Linked DNA regions of Homo sapiens: region 1 is linked to region 2. The links are chromatin contacts, found by Hi-C in ENCODE. All regions are on one chromosome and are shown on one strand. The core of a region is the stretch at or near the end of the contact, and the rest is flanking DNA. Distances in the headings are between cores, read along the strand shown.

Evidence for each region. A loop is a pair of places that touch in the nucleus more often than their neighbours do. Pooled maps may share reads with other maps.
Region 1: a pooled map shows a loop between it and region 2 (2.5-fold over the local background). The contact joins the promoter of TNFRSF14-AS1 here to the promoter of GNB1 in region 2. A Hi-C loop is called at or near these places in 1 of 168 maps with a recorded cell type or tissue (naive thymus-derived CD4-positive, alpha-beta T cell), 6 of 37 single-sample maps with no recorded cell type and 10 of 50 pooled maps.

Annotation. Positions count from the first base shown.
Region 1 is chr1:2,555,761-2,560,746 of GRCh38, reverse strand. It overlaps TNFRSF14-AS1 (TNFRSF14 antisense RNA 1), which reads left to right and starts at 3,736. Exons shown (of 7, transcript NR_037844.2): 1 at 3,736-3,770; 2 at 4,051-4,986. TNFRSF14 (TNF receptor superfamily member 14) reads right to left here and starts at 4,376. Exons shown (of 8, transcript NM_003820.4): 1 at 4,014-4,376; 2 at 2,913-3,021; 3 at 2,279-2,404; 4 at 769-924; 5 at 33-123. The coding sequence starts at 4,082.
Region 2 is chr1:1,887,285-1,893,533 of GRCh38, reverse strand. GNB1 (G protein subunit beta 1) reads left to right here and starts at 2,447. Exons shown (of 12, transcript NM_002074.5): 1 at 2,447-2,714. GNB1-DT (GNB1 divergent transcript) reads right to left here and starts at 2,354. Exons shown (of 2, transcript NR_168264.1): 1 at 2,151-2,354; 2 at 808-1,634. RefSeq lists silencers at 1,663-1,912, 1,973-2,072, 2,193-2,382, 2,943-3,132 and an enhancer at 4,435-4,934.

The DNA.
Region 1 (4,986 bases), core at 2,487-4,986, 670 kb before region 2:
CACAGAGCTGGGCCTCCCCCGGGTTCACTTACTTGGTCTGGTGCTGACATTCCTCCAGGGTCCCATTGGGAGAGAAGGTCCCCGGGGGGCAGTTCTGACACAGGGTGTCCTGACTCTCGGTGCCTGAGAAGAGAGGGACGGACAGAGGGGGCTGAGGGCACCAGGCCAGGAGGGGGCTGGCGGCTAGGGACTGCTTGTCTGTGAGCTTCTAGACCTGGGTGCTCTACGGGTGATGGGAGGACCAGCGGGGAGGGGCAGGCTCCCTGTCCAGAGTCTTGGAGGTGGGGCCTGGGGTGGTGGCTCTGGCTGTCCCGGCCTTGAGTAGCTGGGATCTCATGAGTCCGGGAGTCCCTCTGTGTCCACATCCTGCAGTGCTGCGGGGGCTGCCCGGCCAGATGCAGGCCAGGGCTGGACACTTACTCCTCCTAGACTTAGCTTGAACAGTGGCATTAACCATGGTCACTCCCATAAACCCAGGCTCCAGACCAGGGGCCCGAGAGCGAGGCCTGGGGACTGGGAAGTCCCAGAACCCCGAGGTGGAGCAACCTGGGGTGGCCCTTCCTTGCCCCTTCCCCTGCCTCCATCACCTGTTCCCCACTGGGCTGCTTCCAGGACAGGGCTGAAGTGGGTGGGCCTGGGGCTGGCCAAGGTTCTGTCTCACCAGGGCCCCTGGGCAGGCCATGCCGTCGAGGAAACCTGGGGCTCCAGACAGCGGGGCACTGGGGACCAGGGTGGAAATGGGAGGGGTGTCCGCCACCCACCGCTTACCTCCCTTCTGCACCCTCTGGCCCGGGCTGGAGGTGGCGTAAGCGCGGCACGCGGCGCAGTGGTCCCCGTCCTGGACGATGCAGAAGTGGCCTGGGCTGCAGCCACACACGGCGTTCTCTGTCCTGGAGCAGTTCCGGCTCGCGCGCAGGCCCATGGCTGGAGTCCAAGAGGAGGGGCTGAGAGGGGTACGTGGAGGCCGGGACACCATCCACGGGCCAGGACAGCATCCACAGGCCAAGGACTGCTGCCAGGGCGCCCTGCCAGGCTGAACCCCTGGCTCAGCCAAACGAGGTGCCCAGAGGTACCCAGCATGGAGGACCTGAGGCCGGGAGGGACACCAAGGGACGGCAGAGCTGCGTGTGGGACGAGGGCTTGCAGGAAGGTCCTGGGAGGGCTTCGTTGATGGGAGAAACCAGCCTTCTGCCCAGATGGGCAGGACGCCGAGCTTGCACTGTCAGTTCCAGGGCAGGGTCCCGCAGGCAGGTCCTCGCCCCACGTGCCCACCCAGACACCCACCCCGCAAACGGGTTTCCCATCTGTGCAAACCAGGCCATTCCAATGGCAGAGGCAGGTAGGGTGAGAGCCCCACTTCTTCAGGTACTGGTGGAGGTGGGGTACAAGCTGGGCCTGGGCCCCTCCTGAGGGCAGCCTCACCTGCCACCTGTGCCCCCACATCCTCAGCCCAAGTAGACAGGTGCTTTCACAAGAGGGGAGGGGCATGGAACTGGGCATGCAGGTTGAGGTGTGAGCCCCAAATCCCAGCCTACATGCATGAACCCCCAAAGCACTCCAGCTTCCTCTTCTGTTCATGGCTAGCCCACCTGCCCTGTGCCTCCCTGTAGGCTCAGGCCCTGCCCCCAGGTGTGCCGTCAGCCCTGTCCCGCAGGTGCAGTCCTGCCTGGCCGCAGGGAGCACTGGCCATGCTGAGCCTGGCATGAGGCTCCAAGGGGACAGAGCCGTTGGCCGCATGGACAGGCTCTGCGCTCAGTGACTCAAAGGCCACCTCTGGGTCTGGTTCCCCTTTCTGTCTGCCTGGACTCAGGTGGGCACCAGCCTCCAGGTGACCTCTTCCCCTGAGGTCACAGGGGGAACCAATATCTGGAGGAGAAAGGGACAAGAAGCCCTGTGGGGAAGCAGCAGGCCCGAGTGCCGGCCGGAGAGTCCCAGCACCATCCCATTCCACTTTGCAGCTAGGGACGTGGGCACAGGAGAGGTCTGGGCACCCACCCCGGGCACCAGAGGAGCCAAGGACGAGGGATAAGGGTCAGTCGCCAAGCTCAGGATGGCCCACCTGGCGGTGACAAAGTGAGAGGTGAGACAGAGGTGGACGGGGGCCGGAGGCTGACCTCAAGGCGTCCCCTGCAGGGTGCATCCATGGAGATGGGGTTGGGACCTGGCCTGGGGCAGCCGGGGCCTTCCTGGGGCACTGTGGCCATGGAGAGAGGGTGCAGGGTGCGGGGGCATCCAGGCTGCCCAAGCGGAGGCTGGGCCGGCTGTGCTGGCCTCTTACCTGGGTCACACATTTGGCACTGCAGACACTTGCTTAGGCCATTGAGGTGGGCAATGTAGGTGCCTGGAGGGCAGGGTTCACACACTGTGCCCGTCAGCTCCCCGCAGGCCTCCTTCACACGATAACCTGCCGCCCAGAGAGTGGGAACTTCGCAAGTCTGCGGGAGGCCCCTTCGGGAGCCCACCCATCACTCCACCCGCGCCCAGAGCCCAAGCAGGGAGACACCAGCTAAGGGGACTCAAATGGCCCATGAGCCCCACGGGACACAGCAGCCCCATCAGCCATGAGCAGAGCTGCTCTGGGGAAAATCGGAAAGTTCTGGAAGCACATGGGGCCTCCTGGGACACCTGGCCCGGCTCTGGTATGTGCCCCCGAGCCCATGTCTCTGGCCACGGTGGGCCAGCCACGTCTCTCAGACCCACCCCCTGTGCAGTGTGACTGTGAGGGTCCCCCAGGGTGAAGAGTCCAAGCTGCTGGCCTGGGGGTTCTGCCCTCACTGTCTGCACACCTAGCCCCAGGGCTTCATCACACCCATGGCTGTGGGGGCAGAGAACACAGGGGTGTCTGGGGCAGAAGGGGGCAAGAGTGTCTGCCCTCGGCCCACAGAGCTGGCCCGCCAAAGGGCTGCACCTACCTGGACTGCACTTGGGGCAGCACTCGGAGCCCACTGGGTACTCGTCCTCCTTGCAGGACGGCAGAGCTGGGGCGTAGCAGGGGGCTCCCAGGAAGGTGAGATACAGCACCTAAGGGGGTCAGGACAGGCATTGGGAGATGCCCTGGCTGCCCTGTGGGCTCTGCCAGGCTTGGCCCCACAGCCTGAATCTCCCTCTGTGCAATGGGGAGGAGCGGCAGTGCCTGGTAGAGAGGACAGAAGCGGGCCCCAGGCCAGGCTCATGGAACAACCTTGCCGACCGCTGGAGCCCGGGATAGGGTGGGGACCGCCCCTCCTCCAGCCCTGATGACGCTGCCTGGCAGCGCGGAGCCCTGGGAACTGGAACTCTGCCCTCGCCAGGGACCCCACACCCCACACCTGGGAGCATTGAGCCCACTGGGCAGACAACCTGCCGGCCCCCCTGCTGGCCTAGGTTGGACCTGCTGACCCCTGAAGAGCCAGCAGGGGCAGCCAGGGATGGGCCCCAGAGGCTCACAAGCCAGACAGTGGGTGACAGGCTGATCAGGGCCACATCGGGGAGGGTGGCTCTGCCGTGGCCTCGTTCCTGGGCTGGCTGATGGGCAGTCGGGGGCCCCTGATGGGGATAGTGGCTGGACAGGCAGGAGTGCCACATGAGCATGGAGAGTATCCCCACCCCACCCACCTGGGTCCAGCCCCCTGCTGCACACTGATCTTATCACCTGTCACCAAGGTCAGGGCTGCCGGGGAGTTGGGTCACCTGCTCGAGGGCCCCGCCCAGAGACGCCCAGAGACACCCAGCCCCCAGAAGTGCCCACATCCGGCCAAATGGGGGCTCACCAGCTGCCCGTGGACGGAGTGGTGAGTGGGGGACACACGCAGGAGGAGGTCTGCTGGGTAGGGCTGTGGCTCTGCTGCTCACCCCACTGTGGTGAGCCCAGTGCTGGGGGTCTGGGTTGACCCGAGAGCCCCAGGCAGCAGGGGACGGGCTGGACGCCGGAGCCAGCAACGGCCAGGACAGGGGCATGGGGAAGAGATCTGTGGGAGGCCCTGGGGTCAGAACTGGGATCTGCGAGCAGACGGAGAGGAGGCTCGGGGGCTCACCAGCCTCAAGACGTCGGTTTTGGGGGTGGATCTCCAGGGAGGAGGCCCCCAGTCTCCAGGAGGCTCCATGCCTCAGGCTCAGACCGGCAGCTCGGGAACCCAGCTAGCAGGATGAACTCCAGCAGAGGAACTCAGCGCCATTGCTGCGGCTGTGGGCCAGAAGAGAAAGAGAAAGAGAAAGAGAATCCGCCTCGGTGTGACAAGCTGTGCCTCAGAACCCGAGCAGCAGGAGAGTGGGCAGCAGGGGGTGTCTGGCAGCAGAGAGGGGCTCAGGCCTGCTGGGTGGAGCGGCGCTGGGGGACACAGGTGGGCCCTGCGGGAGGCAGGAGCTGTCCAGGCAAAGCCGAGGGGAAGGGCCGGTATGAAGGAGGCGCCCGATGGGAGGGGCGAGTTCTCCCCCTGCACCATTCCAGTCCACTCCGGGTTTCCTGTAGAAGGGGGAGCCCCCCAAAGTCCATCTGTGTTTCCCCACCTCACTCACACACTCAGGGACCCTCGGCTGCTCCCCGGGGCGCTGACTGACATTTTTGCCGAATAAAGGGGCCCTGTGGGTTTCCTGTTCCCATCTCAGCTTCTGCTGAACAGGGTAAACTTCCCTTCCGAATAAAACCACCAGAATGCGGTCTGGCCAATTTCAGTCATAGACCCACCAGGCCTGTGTCCCTGCGTGAGGGGGTGGGAAAAGCCCAGAGTGCCCCTACCCGTCCCCTGGGAGGGGTGGAAGGGCAGCTCTTGCTCCCCCTGCAGAGACGCTGCGCGGACTGGGAAGGCTGCCAGCCTCGCCCGGTCTCCCTGTGGACCCTGCCCTGACCCCACCCCAGCTTCCTGGCTCCCTGCACCCCACTGGGCTTCCCTGCCCCACAGAGCCTGGTGGTAGGGAGACCTCCGGATGGAGACAGCCCACAGTCCCGGAGCCCCAAGGCAGGCACCAGTGAGTCCCTCGTGACGGCCTCGCTCCCTGCATCACATGGAA
Region 2 (6,249 bases), core at 1,198-3,697:
CAGCGGTTAAGAGTGGGCTTCACAGTGCTCACACTGCAACAGGGGGAGGGCCCGGAGCAGGCAGAGAGGCACCTGGGAGGGATGGTTAGGGCTGGGGAGACATCTCCATGGACGTGACACCCGCAAAGGCCTGAACTACACGAGGTTATGGGGAGACCGTCCCAGGCAGATGGAGCCACTGGGCCAAAGCCTGGAGGATGGAATTCGGTGGTGTCGGGGAGCATCAGGAGCCAGTGTCTTGATAGTGGGGAGGGGAGGAGGGGCCTGGACACTGGGGAGAGGGCGGGTGATGGGAACTGTCAATGGTTTCAGGCACAGGAGTGATATGATTGACAATTCAGGCTGTGTCCGCAGTGGCTCCTGCCTGTGATCTCAGCACTTTGGGAGGCTGAGGTGGGAGGATCGCTGGAGCCCAGGAGTTTGAGACCAGCCTGGGCAACACAGGGAGACCCCCATCTCAAAAAGAAAGAAAGAAAGAAAAAAAAACCCAAAATAAATAAATAAAATAAAAATTAAAAAAATTTCACTGGGAATTCACTCCTTGCTCAACTGTGCTAGGCAGGCAGGCGCCCCTGTGGGGGCGGGGCCTCGGTGGTCCAGCGGAGGTCAGAGGCCACGCAGGGTGAGGAGCGGGTAGCATATGGTGGGGTGGAAGCAAGGATGAGAGACTGGTTACACAGGAGATAATCAGAGCCAGGTTCCTCACTCCCAAAGCAGGAGGCCCCTCATTCCGAACAGGTTGAGCCCTGTAGTGTTGGCCTGGCATCAGAGTAAACACGTGGTGCCCAAGAAAAACAGACAAACACGCCCATGAAACTGTGTGTATACATATGCGTGTGGGCATGTACATAGATGTGTTCCCTTGCTCCGCCAGCTGCAATGACACCCCAGTAGCAATGAGCACATCCGGAGCCAGATCCCGGGCTCTGCATGACATTCTCCCACAATGAACCAGGCTGCAGCAGAAATAGCTGGGTTCAGGCTGGGGCAGGGAGAATACAACAGGGCCCTGGAGCATCTCGTGCCAGAAAGAAAGGGCTCCAGAAATGATGCGGACAGGTGAAGTGGGAGGGAGAGAGAAGGGTGGCAAGGCGTGGGTTCCCTGTCTGGTGGAGGCTCCCCTAGGTAGGGGGAAGCGCGTGGCACGGAGGGCAGGTGGCGGACGCATCTGGAAGCCGCACTTACTGTGTGTCCACTTTCTCACACAAGCACCATGCACACAAAACAAGAAGGAAAACGTCAGCTGAGAGAGGCGGGTGGTGTCCCAGGGTGTGGAGAGAGTAGAAGGTGGGAAATAGGTGTTGGAGGTGGCATGGCCCCTTGAGGTTGTGGCCCTGGTTGAGGGGAGGCCCAGTGGATGAGGTTGGGTCTCTCTCCCCTTCAGCTGTGCTGGTGCAGGCCTGGAGGAAAACGGACGCCAGGTTTGGTGTGGAAGGGGAGCTCGGAGGCGATGAAGGCCCAGGCAGGTGGAAGGTGGTGGTTGAGGACCGGGGAGCAGGGCGCTGGCTGGGGAGAGGCAGAGTGAAGAAGCCGAGGGTGAGGGGCAGCCGGAACTCAGCTGGAAAGACAGCAGGAGGCGGTGGGCGCAGGGGCGGGTTCCATGGACGTTCTGGAGGCTTCTGAGGACACCAAGCCTGGAAGCCAGGACATGTGGCCTTCTTGACTTCGTTCCCCTTCCTCACCTGGAGGTCTCCAGTCCCCGCTGTCCACTGCTCAGCGGCATGGGAGGAGTCCGCGGCCTTACCCCGACACTCCCGCCCACCGGCCCCCGCCCCTGCCAGGCGGCCCTGCTCGCAGCAGCGCGAGGAGCCACGGGGTGCTGCCCTCCTCCGCAGCCCGAGGCCCACTTCACACGCACTGAGCCCAAGCGCGAGTCTCTGCCCGTCAGCCGCGTCTGAGCTCGCCGCAGTCCCTGCTTGAGAGGCCGGGGGGCACCTGCGCCTGCCCGGGACCCTGACCTGCTAGCGGGGCCTGTTGCCTCCTCTGCAGGAAGCGATCTCGCCCGCGGTGCCCCCACCCGCCCCGTCCCCGGAGGGACCGCCCCCGCCCGCGGCCTTCCCGCCCCTGCCCTGTCGCTTGAGTGCCCCCCGCCCGCCGTTACCCCACCCCCGCCCCTGGAGGAGCCCCCGCCCACGGTTACCCAACCTTACCCTGTCCCCGGAGGGCTCCACGCCCGCGTTCCCCCCGCCCCATCCCAACTCCGAGGGTCCACTGCCCCGGTCCCCATCCCGCCCGGTCCCCGCAGGGCCGGGCCGCCGGGGGTCTCCCGGGGCAGCGGTACCCGAAGGCAGCAGCACGGCCCCTTTAAGCCGCTCGGACACGCGCTCGGGGCCCGATGCGGTTTGGACGCGCACAGGCGTGCGCGTGCCCGTCGGGCCTGGCGAGCGCGCGCGACGCGCGGCGTGCGTGGTGACGCGAGCGCGTGGGGTTTTCCGAGGCTGCGGGCAGGGGCCCGCCGCGCCCATCCCGATGGCTGGAGGCGTCTGAGGGGCGGACGGAGGCGGCGGCGGCGGCGGCGGGAGCGGGAGCGGGCGGCGAGTGGGGAGCGGGGCCGGGAGTGGAGCAGCCGCCGCGGCGGGACTGGACCGAGCCTCGCCGGCGCGCACCTGCCCGCAGCGCCCGCGGAGCGCGCAGCGCGGCCCGAGCGCGACGACCTGCCGAGCGGCGGCCGAGGCGGCGGTGTGGGCGCGTCAGGCCGCGACGAGGGCGCTGAGGTGAGCGCGGCAGCCCCCAGCCCCGGACCCGGGTCCTGTTCGTCCACCCGCCCGCCCTGGGGGCGCCCGCCCCGCCCCCACCCCACCCGCCGGTCGGGGCCGCGTCTTCCTGCCCCGCCCGGGTGCGGCGGGCGGCGTCCGAAGGGGGGGCCGGGGGCTGGGGTCCGAGGTTCGGGGTGCAGGGTCGGGGTCGAGGGCGGGGTCTAGGGAGAGGAGCCGGGGTCCCAGGCCCAAGGCTGGGGGCCGAGTTTCGGCACCGGGGTGCGGGGTTGTGTGCGCCGCGGGCGCTTCCCGTGGCGGCGGCCGGGGCCCCGGGGGCGCGGGTCGGGCGGGGCCGGGCCCTGCGTGGGGAGCCGGACGTGGCTCTCGGGCCCGCGGCGCGAGAACAAAGGCCGGGCGGGCCTGCAGGCGGGGCGGTGTCGGCGGCCGGAGCCCCCGCGCGGGCCGCCTATCGGGGTGACTTTGAGGGCCGGGCGGCCGCGGGGCGCGAGCGTGGGGAAGGGGAACAATGAAATGGGGAAGCCGGGCCGCGCGCCGCGGTCGGAGTAGGGATTTAAAGCGGAAGCCGGGCGCGGCGTCGGGAAATGGGAAAATAACGGTTTCGGCCCTTTTCGCTGTGTCGAGCCGCTGAGGCAGTCGCGCTGTGGCCTCGCCCTTCTCCTGCCGAGGCCCGGGTCTGTCCGGCGCTGGCGCCCCGCGCGTGTCGACTCGAGGGTTGCGCGGACCCCGGCCCGGCCCCGCGAATGAATGGGCCCGGTGGCCGCGCCAAGATGGCGCTCCCACCGCTGCCTTTGTGGGGCGGCCGCCGCCGCGCCGAGTTTCGGGGCCCGGTTTGCGATATTCCGAAGGCCCGAAGGTGGGGGAGAGGACAGGAAATAGCACAAAGGCTGGGTGTCTTCCTCTTGCCTGGATCGGCTTTTCGGCTGGAAGCGGGGTGGGGGTGGGGAGTGGGGAGATCTGTTGAAAATTCCACAGGGCTGTCGGCTGAGGCTTTTGACTTTTAAGAACCTGCTATATTTTTTCTTGTGAATCGATAGTTGATTCAAATGATATTTTAACATTTCTTGTGTCCGTTAAATTACATGGTTAGCATGCAGAAGCAGTATCAGCTTTTGTTTGCTTAATTCATCTTCATGGAAGCCTTTTTTTTTTTTTTTTTTAAGAGATGGGATCTCTTTGTAAAAGAGATCCTGTTAACCAGGCTGGTCTCGAACTCTGGGGCTCAAGCGATCCTCCCGCCTCAGCCTCCCAAAGTGCTGGGATTAGCGGCCTTAGCCACCGTGCCCAGCCTGTCTTCATGGAAGCTTTTTCTTAAGATTGTGAAATGGGCTCCTGAAGGAAAACGCCGATGTTAAAATTTGTGTTTTGAAAAGGGAGTTGGTGTACATTTACAGTTAGGGTGTACAGTACTGGACTTATGGGTAAATAGTGTAGAAATGGTAACCTATGGTTTTCTTTTGGGGAGCATTGGTTCATTGTATTTTCATGTTGCTATCTATCTGATAACATTAGTCTCAAATAGTATTAGGTGATTAAGCAGTTGCTGGTGAGATTATTAATTAAGAAAATATGAAGATTATTTTTCATGATTAGCAAATGGACGTATTAGTTTTGTGGAAAGTTTCAGTGAACTGCATACTGAATAAGGTCTTTGGAGCAAGCATTGTTATTGATAAGGTTTTTGCATAAGTTATTTTCTAATCTGAAGTGATAGTCTTTTGGGAGAGGGAGGAGCTCTTTATTGAAAGTAAGGTTTTAATTTTCATGCTATTGACATGCATAGTCTATTCTGGATTCTTTGGGAAGGTATGTATATCAAGAAAGTGGATAGGCGGTTCCTTCTTTGCTAACGCTGGGTTCGAGGCTGGGGATGGAGGTGGTGCCACTGACATGGAGACAGGTCTGAGAGCCTCCCCAGGGTAGGACTGAATGGTGGGTTTTGTCTTGGTTTATGCTAAGGCAGAACTTTCTTTACTTTTTGAGATGGAGTTTCGCTCTTGTTGCCCAGGCTGGAGTGCAGTGGCGCGATCTCGGCTCATTGCAACCTCCGCGCCCCCGGGTTCAAGTGATTCTCTTGCCTCAGCCTCCCGAGTAGCTGGGATTACAGCTACCACCACCACACCCGGCTAATTTTTTGTATTTTTAGTAGAGATAGGGTTTCACCATGTTGGCCAAGCTGGTCTCCAACTCCAGACCTCAGGTGATTCACCCGCCTTGATCTGCCAAAGTGCTGGGATTACGAGCGTGAGCCACCGCGCCCAGCCGGTAAGGCAGAACTTTCTAACGATTAGAGCTGCGCAGAAATGAACTGCAACTGCAGGGTCCAGAGGCTGATGCTGTCAACCCTGGGGGAAGGCTGGACTGCAGGTGTTGGGCGGTGGTCCCAGGTTACGAGCATTTGGTTTCATCAACACTGAAAGTGCTCCCCCCGCCCGCCTTTTTTTTTTTTTTTGAGATTGAGAGTTTGGAAAACCAGTTAAGTTCTGAGGTGCCTGTGCCCCCTCCCAGTTAAGTGCGCACTGCCCAGGCCCAGTGTGAGGATGACATTTTATCTTCTGCGGGAACCTTTCAAGATGAGTCTTATAGAGGAAACTGTTCCAACATGAAATTTCAGCTCAGAATTGACTTTCTCAAAAGAGCACATCCACTGGCCAAAAGCTATTTCTCTCGCGTAATCTGAATTTATGACAGAACCATAGTTATCTCATCAGACAAGTACTGACAGTGCTCTTCAGTGATACCTTTAAAATATTGTTTTTTCTTTGATATCTTCAGTTAATTCTGTTTTTTTGGTGGGTGGGAAAGTTGAAGTAAATTTTCTCAGATTTAATTTTAATCTTAGAAGATTCAAGAGACTGCAGAATAGTGTGTGGTTTTTTTATTGTTTGTTTTTAAGAGTAAAACCCACTGGGTGTGGTGGCTCACGCCTGTAATCCCAGCACTTTGGGAGGTGGAGGCGGGCGGATCACATGAGGCTGGGAGTTTGAGACCAGTCTGGCCAACATAGCGAAACCTCGTATCTACTAAAAATATTAAAATTAGCCGGCGTGGTGGTGGGCGCCTGTAATCCCAGCTACTCGGGAGGTTTAGGCACGGGAATCGCTTGAACCCGGGAGGCAGGGGTTGCGGTGAGCCGAGATTGTGCCACTGGGCGACAGAGTGAGACTGTGTCTCAAAAGAGTAAAAACCTCTGTAAATCCTTTTGATGCCCAATGACTTTGATTTCAAAGCTAGTATCATCTAGGTAGATTTATGTTGATCACTTGAGAAACAGAATTTGAAAAGTTAATTTATTTCTCAAAGGAGATGTTGTACTATCCTGCAAAAGTACCAGAGCTTTGTTCTCTTCCCTTTGCTTTGCTAAAAATTTCTGGGTCTTTTGGTTTATTTTATGTGTGTGTTGGTCCACTGGAAAAGTTGTAGCTTTGTAGCTAAAAACAGCTTTGATAAAAGGATGAAAAAGGTCTTCAGGGCATCTCTAGACTTCATCTACCATCAGTTGACTTTTTGTAGCTAATACTTTAATGAATAACAT